Linked DNA regions of Homo sapiens: region 2 is linked to region 1. A link is a contact called in ENCODE Hi-C or POLR2A ChIA-PET data. All regions are on one chromosome and are shown on one strand. Each heading gives the region's core, a stretch centred on a gene start or an enhancer-like site at or near the end of the contact. The rest is flanking DNA. Distances are from core to core; before and after follow the strand shown. Region 1 holds the start of PCBD2 (pterin-4 alpha-carbinolamine dehydratase 2). Region 2 holds the start of PITX1 (paired like homeodomain 1).

The links. A loop is a pair of places that touch in the nucleus more often than their neighbours do. ChIA-PET counts read pairs that join two places held with the same protein, here RNA polymerase II (POLR2A). Pooled maps may share reads with other maps.
Region 2: a loop to region 1 is called in a map of OCI-LY7, with 2.9 times the contacts of the local background. The contact joins the promoter of PITX1 here to the promoter of PCBD2 in region 1. A Hi-C loop is called at or near these places in 3 of 168 maps with a recorded cell type or tissue (HepG2, OCI-LY7 and tibial artery), 4 of 37 single-sample maps with no recorded cell type and 13 of 50 pooled maps. POLR2A ChIA-PET finds 5 or more read pairs at or near these places in 6 of 52 experiments (AG04450, HCT116, HEK293 and 3 more).

Annotation. Positions count from the first base shown.
Region 1 is chr5:134,903,420-134,909,621 of GRCh38, reverse strand. PCBD2 (pterin-4 alpha-carbinolamine dehydratase 2) reads right to left here and starts at 4,491. Exons shown (of 4, transcript NM_032151.5): 1 at 4,399-4,491. The coding sequence starts at 4,482. RefSeq lists enhancers at 3,408-3,993, 3,994-4,578 and a silencer at 4,176-4,935.
Region 2 is chr5:135,030,838-135,037,484 of GRCh38, reverse strand. PITX1 (paired like homeodomain 1) reads left to right here and starts at 3,257. Exons shown (of 3, transcript NM_002653.5): 1 at 3,257-3,772; 2 at 5,977-6,209. The coding sequence starts at 3,604. It overlaps PITX1-AS1 (PITX1 antisense RNA 1), which reads right to left and starts at 4,211. Exons shown (of 6, transcript NR_161235.1): 1 at 3,945-4,211. RefSeq lists an enhancer at 3,741-4,373 and a silencer at 5,544-5,751.

The DNA of each region.
Region 1 (6,202 bases), core at 3,242-5,741:
CAGTAGCCTTCACTACTCTCTGTTATATCTCTAATAAGCCAGAGAAGCTGAACTGTGACGTTTGAGGCAGCAGTAAGGGGGCCAGAGGGAACATACCATAGAGACAGCTTATTTTGTACAGAGCCAGCCTTGTTTTGGTCTGTCTTTTGAGAACAAAGGAATGAAAGATGGTTTTAACTATTTGGAATTACCATCTCCTGTCACATCTAATGAAAACCAATCCCCGGATGGGGAAAAACAAATGCACATTTACATAGGATTTTATCTAACTTCTGGGGGTCCACAGATCCTCTGGACTACAGGTAAAAAGCCCTGGCCTCAGTGGGGTGGGTTTATGAAGCCCTCTTCTCAGAGCACCAGTCAGACAAACTCTCTCCATAGTTTGGCCAGAGTACTGCCCAGTCCAAAGCACTTGTGTGCACTGTCTGGCCTGTTTCTACGCATCCTGGGGATGACATTCACAAAGCCAGGTTCTGTTGGTTAACAGGCCCACACTTCCCATGCTATTGGTTTTTTAACTGAAATAACTTTAAACATCAGGGCCAGAGAGAAGATATGGACACTTGACTAGAAGTCAGGAAAGCAGGGTTCTCATTCCAGGCAATACTTCTTGCCTTACCTACTTGCAGAGTTACTGTAGGCTCAGGTGAGAGAGAGGCTGTCACCCAGAAAGATGAACATTAGTGAAGGCTCCTCATCAAAGGGCAACTGTGGGCTAAGCTGCATTCCCTGGATTCTCTGCCATTAAGCTGCAACTCACTCCCACTTCAGAAATCCCAAAATCATTTATCACTAATATTAAGAGAGGAAAAAGATTTTACCTTTAGACAACTTTTTCTATGAAGAAAAAAATACTAATAAATCAGTTTTCTAGTTTTTCTTCTTTGCTAGGTCGGCTATTCTTCCCCACAACTAACAAAAGGAAAGAATGAGAGTACCTTTTTTTTTTTTTTTTTTGAGACCAAGTCTTGCTCTGTCACCCAGGCTGGAGTGCAGTGGTGTGATCTCAGCTCACTGCAACCTCTGCCTCCCAGGTTCAAGCGACTCTTCTGCCTCAGCCTCCTGAGTAGCTGTGATTACAGGTGCATGCCACCACGCCCAGCTAACATTTTGTATTTTTAGTAGAGACAGGGTTTCACATGTTGGCTAGGCTAGTTGCAAACTCCTGACCTCGAGGGATCCGCCCACCTTAGCCTCCCAAAGTGCTGGGATTACAGGCGTGAGCCACTGTGCCCAGCAGAGAATACTTTTTAATTAAACAAAAATATGCAAAAGCTTGTTGTTAAAAACCACTTACTAGATTAGTTGGGCATGGTGGCACACGCCTGTAATCCCAGCCATCCAGCCTGGGCAACAGAGTGAAACTCTGTCTCAAAAAAAAAAAAAAAAACATTTACTAGGGCTGGGCACAGTGGCTCACATCTGTAATCCTGGCACTTTGGGAAGCTGAGGTGGGAGGATCATTTTAGGCCAGGAGTTGAAGACTAGCCTGGGCAACGCAATGAGACCTCGTCTCTACAAAAAAATTTTAAAAAATAGCCGGGTGTGGTGGACCATGTCCATAGTCTCAGCTACTTGGGAGGCTGAGGTGGGAGGATCACTTGAGACCAGATGACTGAGGCTGCAGTGAGCTATGATCACCACTGCATTCCAGCCTGGGCAACAGAGTGAGACCCTGTCTCTTAAAAAAAAAAAAAAAAGTCCGGGCGTGGTGGCTCACACCTGTAATCCCAGCACTTTGGGAGGCCGAGGTGGGTGGATCACGAGGGCAGGAGTTCAAGACCAGCCTGGCCAAGATGGTGAAACCCCATCTCTACTAAAAATACAAAAAATTAGCTGGGCGTGGTGGCAGGCGCCTGTAGTCCCTGCTACTCAGGAGGCTGAGGAAGGAGAATCATTTGAACCCGGATGATAGAGGTTGCAGTGAGCCGAGATCGTGCCACTGCACTCCAGCCTGGGCAACAGAGTGAAACTCCGACTCAATTAAAAAAAAAAAATCAAAAGAGATTCATTCATCAGTTTTCCAGTGACAGTTCTGAAAAACTTACACATACATCTATCATAAGAAATCTAAAATTCTTGGCCAGGCGTGGTGGCTCATGCCTGTAATCCCAGCACTTTGGGAGGCCGAGGCGAGCAGATCACAAGGTCAGGAGTTCGAGGCCAGCCTGGCCAAGATGGTGAAACCCGTCTCTACTAAAAATACAAAAATTAGCCAAGCGTGGTGGCACGCGCCTATAGTCTCAGCTACTCAGGAGGCTGAGGCAGGAGAATCGCTTGAACCCAGGAGGCAAAGTTGCAGTGCGCCAAGACCGCACCACTGCACTCCAGTCTGGGCAACAGAGCGAGACTCCGTCTCAAAAAAAAAGAAAGAATTCTGAAATTCTTATTAAACACTTATTTTGTCAACTCAGAGAATTTTGGAAAAGAAACAGAATTATGTGTGTCCACACTGAGTAGCTGCAAAGAAAACCATTAAACATGCTGCCTGTAATAAGGCAGGAACCTGGAGTCTGTAGAACACACTGAGCTGTTTTCTCTGAGTGCTGGACCATCCACATCCCCGCTAAGATCAGTGGTATGCACTTTATGCCCACAACAGACACCTGCCCAGCAGCAGGGACCACACCCAGGACTGGGAAATGGAGCCACTTCATCTACATAACATCAAAGGCCCCCATGAGGGCACATTCACAGCAGAACCCTTGGTGGTGGGCTTAATTTTTTCAGGGGATGGGGGGTAGGCTAGGATTTGAAGAGAGTAAACTAGATCTAAGGCCTAACTTTGTTACTTTTAGCTGTGGGATACTAAACTCCGCTTTTCTGAATTCCGGGATCCTTCTGTCTGTAGTGGGGATATTATAATATCTACCTGCCAAGATTTTTTGAAAGGCTTAGATTACAGATCTTGAATGTGAGGGTACCTAGCATTGAGCCTGGCATGGGGCAGCGCTCAAATCATGTCTGTTGACTCATTCCTTCCCAGAACACCCTAATCTTACTGGATCACTAGCACCTGGGGCAGAGTACGCCTGAAGACACGCCTAGGTGACAGTAGGCACTCAACTTGTGTTCTCCCCTTCGTGGACAAGAAGCGGCGGAGTGCCTATCTTCCTCCGTCTTCGAGCTATTTTAAATTTCTTCTATTACAGCACTTTGGGAGGCCGAGGAGGGTGGATGACGAGGTCAGGAGATCGAGACCATCCTGGCTAACACGGTGAAACCCCGCCTCTACTAAAAATACAAAAAAATTAGCCGGGCGTGGCGACGGGCGCCTGTTGTCCCAGCTACTCGGGAGGCTGAGGCAGGAAAATGGCGTGAACCCGGGAGGCGGAGCTTGCAATACGCCGAGATCGCGCCACTGCACTCCAGCCTGGGTGACGGCGTGATTCTCCTTCTCAAAAAAAAAAAAAAAAAAAAAAAAAAATTCTTCTATTAAAGAATTTCAGGCCAGGCGCAGTGGCTCGCGCCTGTAATCCCAGCACTTTGGGAGGCCGAGGCAGGTAGATCACCTGAGGTCAGGAGTTCGAGACTAGCCTGGCCAACATGGCGAAAACCCCTCTCTACTAAAAATATAAAAAATTACCTGGGCGAAATGGCACGCGCCTGTAATCGCAGCTACTCGGGAGGGTGAGGCAGGAGAATAGCGTGAACCCAGGAGATGGAGGTTGCAGTGAGCCGAGATCGCGCCACTCCACTCCGGGCTCGGCGATACAGCGAGACTCCGTGTCGAAAAAACAAAACAAAACAAAACATTTCAAACTGAAATGGGCGGTTAAAATGCAACTTAAAATGAGATGGTGAGTTTAACGCACCACTTTTCCACTAGGTGGTGCTGCATGTTAAAACTTTCCCTCCATTTACTCCAAAATATTAATTTCTACAGCAGGAAAACTGACGGCCCCTTGGAAAAGGAAAGAAAAGTCAATATGTCACCAAAAAAGACAATTTATTAATAACTCCTCCAAAACCTCTGTGGGTTCCCCTTGGAGTGAAGCGCGAGCAGGGAGCCGCCATAGGGAGCCAGGCCCGCAGCGCCGTTCGTCCTCAGCACAACGAGCGGCAGCGGGCACCGAATTGTTCTGCAACTACTTTTCACATCTGCCTTTTGTAGTTGCTGAACAAAATTCGTTCCCATTTGTTTCCGGTTGGCAAGTTCGTAGGCTTCGGCGGAAGTGTAAAGTCAAGGGCAAGTGGCGGAGGCTGCGGCCACCCCGGTCTCTGAGCGGCGCACCGGACAGGTGGTCAGTCCCGGGACGCGGTGACCCGACGCCCGAGCTCCAAGGCTCGGCCCACGCCGGGTTCGCCCCAGTCCCGCTGGTCCCTCAGCCGACGCCGCCGGGCCTCGCACCGCCCCCCGACCCCGGACCCCCACCCACGCGGCCGCTGTGCACTCACCATGGCCGCTAGCCCTAGGCTCTGGCCTCGCAGCGCCGCCAACAAGCGCCGCGTCGCCCCGAGCGCCCCGAGCACCGCCGCCATTGGCCGTCTGCCGAGGGCTGCCCCGCGCGCTGCCTGCCGGCCGCCCACAGCCGCCCCCGACCCGACCACGCCCAGCTACCGCCAGCCCTGGTAGTCTCCCTGCGGGGCTGGCCCGGAGCGGGGTCTGTGTGTGGGAAGCGCCCAGCCTTCCCGCGGGCACAGGCGCAGCCCGGACCCCGAACACCCCCAGGAGCTTCAGCGGTCGCCAGCGCCCTTGGCCGCCAGGTGGACTCTGCGCGCCCCACAGCCGTAGGCCCAGCAGGCGCGCGCGGTCCCCGCCCCGTGCGGGCCCGTCGCGTCTGTGCCCGGGACGCAGGTCGCCCGGCGCGCGCTGGCCTTGCCCTCCGGTCCTCGCTGCGCTAGGAGGAACTTCGCCCAGCCTCGGGCGCCGGCCTCCTCCGCTTCGCGGGCGCTAGCACCGAGCTGGGCTCCCCGCTTGGCGGCGCTGCGCGCAGTCCATGCGGGCAGGAGGATGTCGTAGGCCAGGGCGGGGCAGTTGAGCGGCGGGGCTGGGGCAGTGAACCACGGCAGTTCCCATCGGGGGCTCCTAAGTCTTGCAGTAGTGGGTTCGAACGCAGCCTCTGTTCAGTCATCACGCAGCTGCCAAGTTCTTGAGCCAGCTGGCTCGTCTGGGTTTGCCTGGACCAAAAAGTGTGGAAACCCGGCCTGTAATCCCCTCCCAAACGTGTCCGTGCCCTGTTTACCCCCAGGCTCAGCACACAGTAGGAGCTCTGCAGACAGCTGTGAACAGATTTAGGTGAATCTTTTCTTGTATCATTTTTGGGGAGGTATTCTTTCATTCTTTTTTTTTTTTTTTTTTTGACTTTTTTGAGATGTAATTGACATACTATTAAGAATACTCACTTGTATCTTTTTTTTTTTTTTTTTTTTTTGAGACGGAGTCTCGCTCTGTCGCCCAGGCTGGAGTGCAGTGGCGCGATCTCGGCTCACTGCAAGCTCCGCCTCCCGGGTTCACGCCATTCTCCTGCCTTAGTCTCCCGAGTAGCTGGGACTACAGTCACCCGCCACCACGCCCGGCTAATTTTGTTTTTGTATGTTTAGTAGAGACGGGGTTTCACAGTGTTAGCCAGGATGGCCTCAATCTCCTGACCTCGTGATCCGCCCGCCTCGGCCTCCTAAAGTGCTGGGATTACAGGCGTGAGCCACCGCGCCCGGCCTCTTTTTTGTTTGTTTTTAACTGAATAGTTTAAGCAGGCCAGGCATGGTGGCCCGCACCTGTAATCACAGCACTTTGGGAGGACAAGGCAGGAGGATCACTTGAGGCCAGATGTTCGAGATCTGCCTGGGCAACATGGCAAAACCCCATCTCTATTAAAAATACAAAAATTAGCCACGCGTGGTGGCACGTGCTGGTAGTTCCAGCTATCCGTGAGGCTGAGATGGGAGGATGGCTTGAGCCCGGGAGGCTGCAGTGAGCTGAAATCACGCCACTGCATTCCATCGACAGCAAAATACCCTTTCCCTCACCCCCCTCAAAAATAAAAAAAAAAGTTTATGCAAATTAATAAGCAGTTTTGCAGAGGATATGGCAAAATATTTTTTTTAAGAACAAGAGTCCATTTAACTTCAACTTAGCAGTTATTAGCAGTCCATCCATATGGACCTAGAAAAAATAAAGCATTTTGCCTCAAAGTAGCCCAAAATTCACGGGCTTCTGTTCTTCCCATTTGCCCACTTGACAAAATGTAACCATTTCGCC
Region 2 (6,647 bases), core at 2,008-4,507, 130 kb before region 1:
TCAACCCCACAACAGCCCAAGCTCTTCTGCTCAGCCCAGCCAAGACCCTAAACTCCAAAATTCTTGAAAATCAGAGAATCATTGCTGGCTTTGTGTGGTCACGGAGGGGTGGGGAACAGGGCACATGGTTCCAGCTCCACTAAGCCCCCTTCCCTCCTCTCTTCGTGTCCCATCAGCAAGTGAGCTGGATGCTGAAGCAGCAGGCAGAGTCCGGTGTTGGACATGGGAACTGAGGCACAGTGCAGATCAAGCCTTAACCTTGAGGGAAACACAGGTCACATAGCACAGCTGGGGGAACACAAAGCCTCTGCTTACTCCTGAAAGAGTGCTGTTTTCTGTCCTGTATGTGTGACGTGTCTGTGAGCGTGCAAGAAGCCCCTATCTTGACTGGGACAATGGCCAGTGAGTGTAGCTGGGGAAGAATTGAGAGCATGTCCAGGTCCCTTCCCCAGCCAACGCCCAAGATCAGGCCACAGCCTCCTCACAATCAATTGCCTCCTCACTCCTTGATCACTCAGTGCTGCCCAGGCCCAGCAGAACAGACTCTGCCAGCAGGCCCCACTAGCCCCAGCTCCTCTTTGGGTCTCAGGTCCCCTGAGGATATGGGGCTTCACCTGAAATGGTCTGAGGGCTTTTCCTTCTACACAGCAGGCATCAAGATCACCAAATAAAGGGACTATTGTGCCTGCCTGGAGCCCTGCCAGAGGTTTGGGCCCAGAGGGGCACACAGCAGGTGCTCAATAACTGCATTAAATGCACTAACAGTGAGGAAACACGCCCCTCAGACTAAGCAGTGAGTGCTGCTCACAGAATAGTCCCCATTGGGGGATGGCCCAAAGAGTCACTTTGGTCCCTCTGGGAAGTGAGAAGGCAAGTGAGAAGGCTGTGAGTCTTAACCTCCTCTAGAGGCCCACAGACAGACCATTCATTTCTAAGTCTCTACCCAGAGACGCACTGTGCTTCCCACCTTGGCCTGACATGTGGCAGGGTTAGAACACACCTCCTATCCCCTGCCAGCCCGCGTTCATGCCAAGTAGCACATATATGCCTAAACTCAGCACTTCCATAGTGCAGTGAATACATGTGTGTGTACAGCATCTCCGCATGGATGTACAGGATGTGTGTGTGTGTGCGTGCCCCCATGCTGTCTGCATTCAGGCTGTTCTTTTTGGTAAGACAGCTAAAAAAAGAATGGTCTGTGAAGGGACACTCCCTAGCACGCTGCAACACCTGAATATCTCCTTGAAAGGAGGGATCTTCTACTGCAGGAGACTCGTGGTAAAGGTGGCCAAGAAACATGGCAACGGTGGGGCTGAGGGCAAATGCTGGGCAACTGTGCTTCCCCATGTTCCCCTCCCCGTAGCCAAGACTCATTTCATGGAGGGAGATCTCAGCTTGGAAGAAGGCAGGAGTCACTGAGCCTCCCCAATCCAAACCCCTGAGAAGTGTCCTCCCTCTGGCCTCAGACCCTGCATCCTGTGGTCACAGACCCACAGTGAGAAAGGACCAGGCCCTAAGGAGCTGTGCTGTCTCTCCACGGCCCAGAGCGGGGGATGGGGATGGGGATGGGGATGGGGATGGGGATGGGGATGGGGGTAGGGGTGGGGGTGCTTTGGACTAACGTGGAGGGAATGGAAGGCAGGCCTGGTTCCACCCTGCATGCCCGACCCTGGCCCCAGCAGCCCCCACAAGGAGCTCAGCTGACCCTGGGTGTCTCCCTGTGATGGGAAGGGGTAAGACGAGGACTCAAAGGCAGAACCTGCAGAGTGCCCCAGACGCTGATACCTGCACAGTCAGTGCCACCCACCCAGGAGTTGAGGAGGCACTGGGTTTTGGGGTGAGGACACTGGACACCTCCCTGCTTCTTTCCCAGGCAGACAATCCTGGCGCAGCTCCCTTGGGTTGCTGTGTCTGGTGGAGCTGATCACAGGTGAGGGGCAGAGGGCAGTCTGGGGTCCGCCTATGGCCAGAGGAGCAGGTCAGGGCGGCGCCTTGCCGCCCCAGCTGTGGCCTGTTTGCTCAAGACGCTGAGGTCTCGGGGCCAGCTAACAATTGTTGAGCAAAATCCTTCGACAAACTTCACCTACGTGCAAGGACTCGAGGAGGGAATCACTCTTAGGAGTGGGAGAGTAATGTCTTTGCCTGTGCCCAGTGAAGGCCCATTGGAGCTGCAGCTCAGCTACCACTGTGTGGGAGAGAAGCTGGAAGACTGAGGGCTTCCTGGGCTGCTGGCCCAGGGTTGGGAGACAGCAGTCACCTGGCTTACCAGGCCTATGCCTGAAGCCCTGGGAAGCCAGGACGCAGGCCCCAGGCTGGGACAAAGCTACCCTGAAGGAGGGCAAAGGCTGCCAAGGCCAACCCCATGCCTGCCAAGGCCAGGCCTGGCCCATTTGGCCAAGGCCTAAGGTGTAAAACAAGGGGAGAGGTACAAGAGGCTGTGGGGTCTGGCTGGGATCCTTGGGGTCTTCCTTCTGCATTCTCCAAACGCCTAGAGCCAGCAGAAACGTTTCGTCTGATTAGAAGCCATCATTTCTATCCCAATCCCGGAAAATTGACTGCGGTGCAGAGAGGGAGGCCTGAGAAGCAGCCGTAGGGGAGAAGGTCCAAGCTAATTAGGAGGCAGCATCCGGGGGCCCATTAGAGCGCAGGCTGCTGTCACTCAGCCGGGCTGAGTTCCCGGGAGAAGAGGCTGGAGAAGGAGGGGCAGGCGGCCCCTCGACGAGGACACCGCTGGGAGCTGCCGGAACGGGCCCCGGGCTCTGCCCCCGCCCCGGCGCTGGCTCGAAGGCGCCCGCTCGGTGCGATCCTGTTCGGCAAACATTCACTCATCCTGGGCTGTTCTCGCCAGGGCTGGGGACTTCGAGGCGGCCGAGACGGGAGTTGATTCTAGGCGAAACAAGTCATTTGAGGCCTGAGGTGTGCACGAGCCGCCCGGGACTCGCAGGCCAGATGCGTTTCTTTTGTGAGGCCGAGGGAGAACTCGGTGTGTCACCGGGGAAGGAGGGAGAGGCGCGGCGAGGCCGCGGGGGGCGGGGAGGCGGCGGGAAGGTGGCTGCGGAGGGGGAGGGCGCGGGCGAGGCAGGGAGGGAGGGAGGGCGGCAGTGAGGGCGCGGCGGCGCGGGCGGCTTGGGGCTGGATTCCGCCCGCGCTCCCTCGCTCGCTCGCTCCCTCCCCAGCCCCCTCCCACCCAGGCCCACCCCACCCAGCACCCCTGGCGCAGGGACTGCTGGAACCTGGCTGTGCGCGCTGTCGCTTTAAGACAGACTCTGCCGGCGCCGTCCGGAGCCTTAGAAACCGGCCCCGGATCGCGAGCCGGAGCCGGAGCCGGAGCCGGGGCCGGCCGGGCTGCTGAGGCCCGAGCGGCAGGAGCGCAGCGCGGAGCGCTGAGCCAGGCGCCCAGTCGCGAGAAGCTGCCGCCGCCTCTGCCCGCCCGGCGCCGCAGCCCCGGGCGGTCCATGGGGCGGGCACGGCGTCGCTGCAGGCGCCGGCAGCCCTGGAGGGCAGCCGCTTAGGCGCTGCGCTCTTGTCCCCGCAGGTCGCAGCCAGGGCGGCGGGGCGCGCCCAGCCCCGGCCCCTGGAGCGCCCGCCGCGGTCCCCACCTCCATGGACGCCTTCAAGGGGGGCATGAGCCTGGAGCGGCTGCCGGAGGGGCTCCGGCCGCCGCCGCCGCCACCCCATGACATGGGGCCCGCCTTCCACCTGGCCCGGCCCGCCGACCCCCGCGAGCCGCTCGAGAACTCCGCCAGCGAGTCGTCTGACACGGAGCTGCCAGGTAAGCGCCGTTCCCCGCGCGGCGCGCACAGAGCCTACCCGGGCGCGGAGCACGGGGAGCTGGGAGCAGGGCCTGACGCCCGCGCCGCGCAACCAAGCTCCCTCTCCGCCCCAGAAGCGTCAGGAGCTTTCTTTTTCCCGTTCTCGACCTGACGGTGAACGCGGAAACTTACGCACACGCGAAGGCACTTCCACGCGGTCCCCACGCGCCAAGAGACTGGCAGATGCACGAGCCTACAGCTGGAGGGTTGGACTGACAGCCCCTCTTGATCAGGAGTAAATAGAACGGGAAAGAATTTGATTTGCGCAACTGGGCGCTAAGGAGCGGCTCGGACGAAGGGAGAGGAGGAGACCGAGAAAGGAAGAGGGGTGACGGGCGAGAGAACGCACTCAGAGAGACAGAGAGGGAGGTTAACACCGTGACAGTAGGCGACAGAATGAAAGAGACCAAAGAGAAGGGGCGGGCGGGAAGGGTAAACGGGGGGAGAGGGGTCATCAAGTAGAAGGGAGACACAGAGGACGGTGAGGGCGAGCGGGCCAACAGGCGCGGCCGGACTCCCAGCAAGGCCAGCCGGAACGCCGATCAAGGGATCCGGCCCACGTGCGCGGCCGAAGCCCGGAGCAGCCCGGCTCTGGCCCCCGCCCCGGCTCCTGCGCGTCTCCCTCCGCGCTGCCTTTTTTTGTCCGAGCTGGAGCTTTTTTCCAGCAGCGAACTGGGCCCGCGGGTGGCCGGCGCGGGCAGTGGGGCAGCGAATCCGCTGCCCAGCGCAGCCGGCCGGGTTCCGGAGGGGCTCCGAGCTCCCCGGTGTGGGCGCCTCTTCTGCGTTCATTTCTTAATACACAGCTGAATGTTTCTCTCCACTTTCTTAGTATCTGTTTCTCTTTTGCATCCCTAAGTGATTTTTCTGAGAGGTTGTTTGCTTGGTTAAAACATAATCAACGCTGAACTCTACTTTTGTTTTCAAAAGTTTTAAGCGCGGTCTTTGGTTGGTTTTATTTTTAAAACCTAGAGAGATATATAATCGTATATTGATTTTTTTGAACCAAATCTATGAGGATGAATTAATTTTAACTGTATCTTTCGATTCTGAAAGAATTAACGTACGAAGTGTAGGTCTGGAATTTAAAATATCTACATGCAACATTATTCTTCCGGAGATTTTAAAAAGTCAATCCAAAATGGCGCGTTTCTCCGGAATTTTCTCAAAATCCATTTACAGTGGTGTTATTTGGGGAATTTAAATTATCTAACTATAATGTGTTTCTCTGGGATTTAAAAATTATCTCTACAAGGGCCTTATTGGGAAGGAGTTAAAAATCTATCTACAACGGTACATTATTTTTTTAAATCCCAGAGAAATAAATGCTTCTGTCAACCTGGAGTTTATACACTTACAGCTCTGTATTTAGTTAGGGGTGTGTTTGTACGGAGCTTTCTGGCTTCTTAATTTACATTTGCTCTGTGTTTCTTCCTGTCTGATTTTGAGAATTTGTGGCCCTTTCAGTGTCTTTAGGCATAGAGCTGTGAGCTTTTCTGGGCTTCTGTGTTTTGTTTTTAAACTCTTTTTCTTTATGTATTAATGTTTCTATGACTGCGTGTGTTTTGTGTAGCTTCAAAGAGAGACAGACTAAAGCCCGAGGTCACCTAGACAGAGTCTGTCTGTCTGGGCTGCAGTTGGTGGGGTTTTCTAGGCTTTGGGACTGGAGGCCTGGAAGCAAGGCCGAGAACCCGGCTGTGTTGTGCCTGCCCAGTGGGGCTCCCATACACCCCTGAGGAGAAGAAAGTGGAGGGACTTTAGGCTGGAGAGATCTGATCCTAGTTCAGAAAAGCAGAGACCCCCTCAGATTTAGACCCCCTAAGAGTTCGCAAAACAAACAAACAAAAAGCATACATTTGCTGGGAACATCAGCAGCAGGGTCAGAATCTGAGCCGAGCTAAGGGTGCAGGCCCTGCCCAGCCAGGAACGCAGGCCCGCGGCTCCAGCTCCGATTCTTGGGCTCTTCTCCGCGGCACACCAGACTAGAGGTGCCTACTGACGACCAGCACCCGGCGGGCGCTTTCCAGTGGGGACAGTTCCCAGGAACCCTAGAGGGAGGGAGGGAGGGAAGACCGCCAGCGCTGGTGGCGAGCGGTTCGGTGGAGCCGGGACGGGGTGCAACGGGGCGTAAGCCCAGGTGACCCGCTCCCCGTCCTGCCTACTGCAGAGAAGGAGCGCGGCGGGGAACCCAAGGGGCCCGAGGACAGTGGTGCGGGAGGCACGGGCTGCGGCGGCGCAGACGACCCAGCCAAGAAGAAGAAGCAGCGGCGGCAACGTACGCACTTCACAAGCCAGCAGTTGCAAGAGCTAGAGGCCACGTTCCAGAGGAACCGCTACCCCGACATGAGCATGAGGGAGGAGATCGCCGTGTGGACCAACCTCACCGAGCCGCGCGTGCGGGTGAGCAAGGGGTGCGCGCCTAAGGGCACCCGCGCAGAGGGCTCCCGGGCCGCCTCTGCTGCAGCCCTCCAAAGCTTAGACCCACAAGCAGAACTTCACTCTCCCACCATTCAGACCTGCTCCCTCCCTCCACCGGAGATCCCCACCTTAGGCCCTGGCCCACTAGCGTCTGCCAGGCCTCCAGGCGCCTCGGACCTTCAACCCCTTTGACCCTCATCCTACCTGATCCTCGGACTAAGGCAACCCCAGCCCAAAGACCTGTGCCCCCAGGGGACTCCCCCATGCCCTATGGGGCCCAGGACCCACTCAGATGTTAGCAGGATACCCTGGGCCAGAGACTGGGCAGTGGATTCCCTGCCGCTGGGGACCTCGGGAGCTGTTGGCCTTATCCCGAAAACGAAAGGGAAAGGCAGGTCCTGTCTGGCTGCCTCGGAGAAG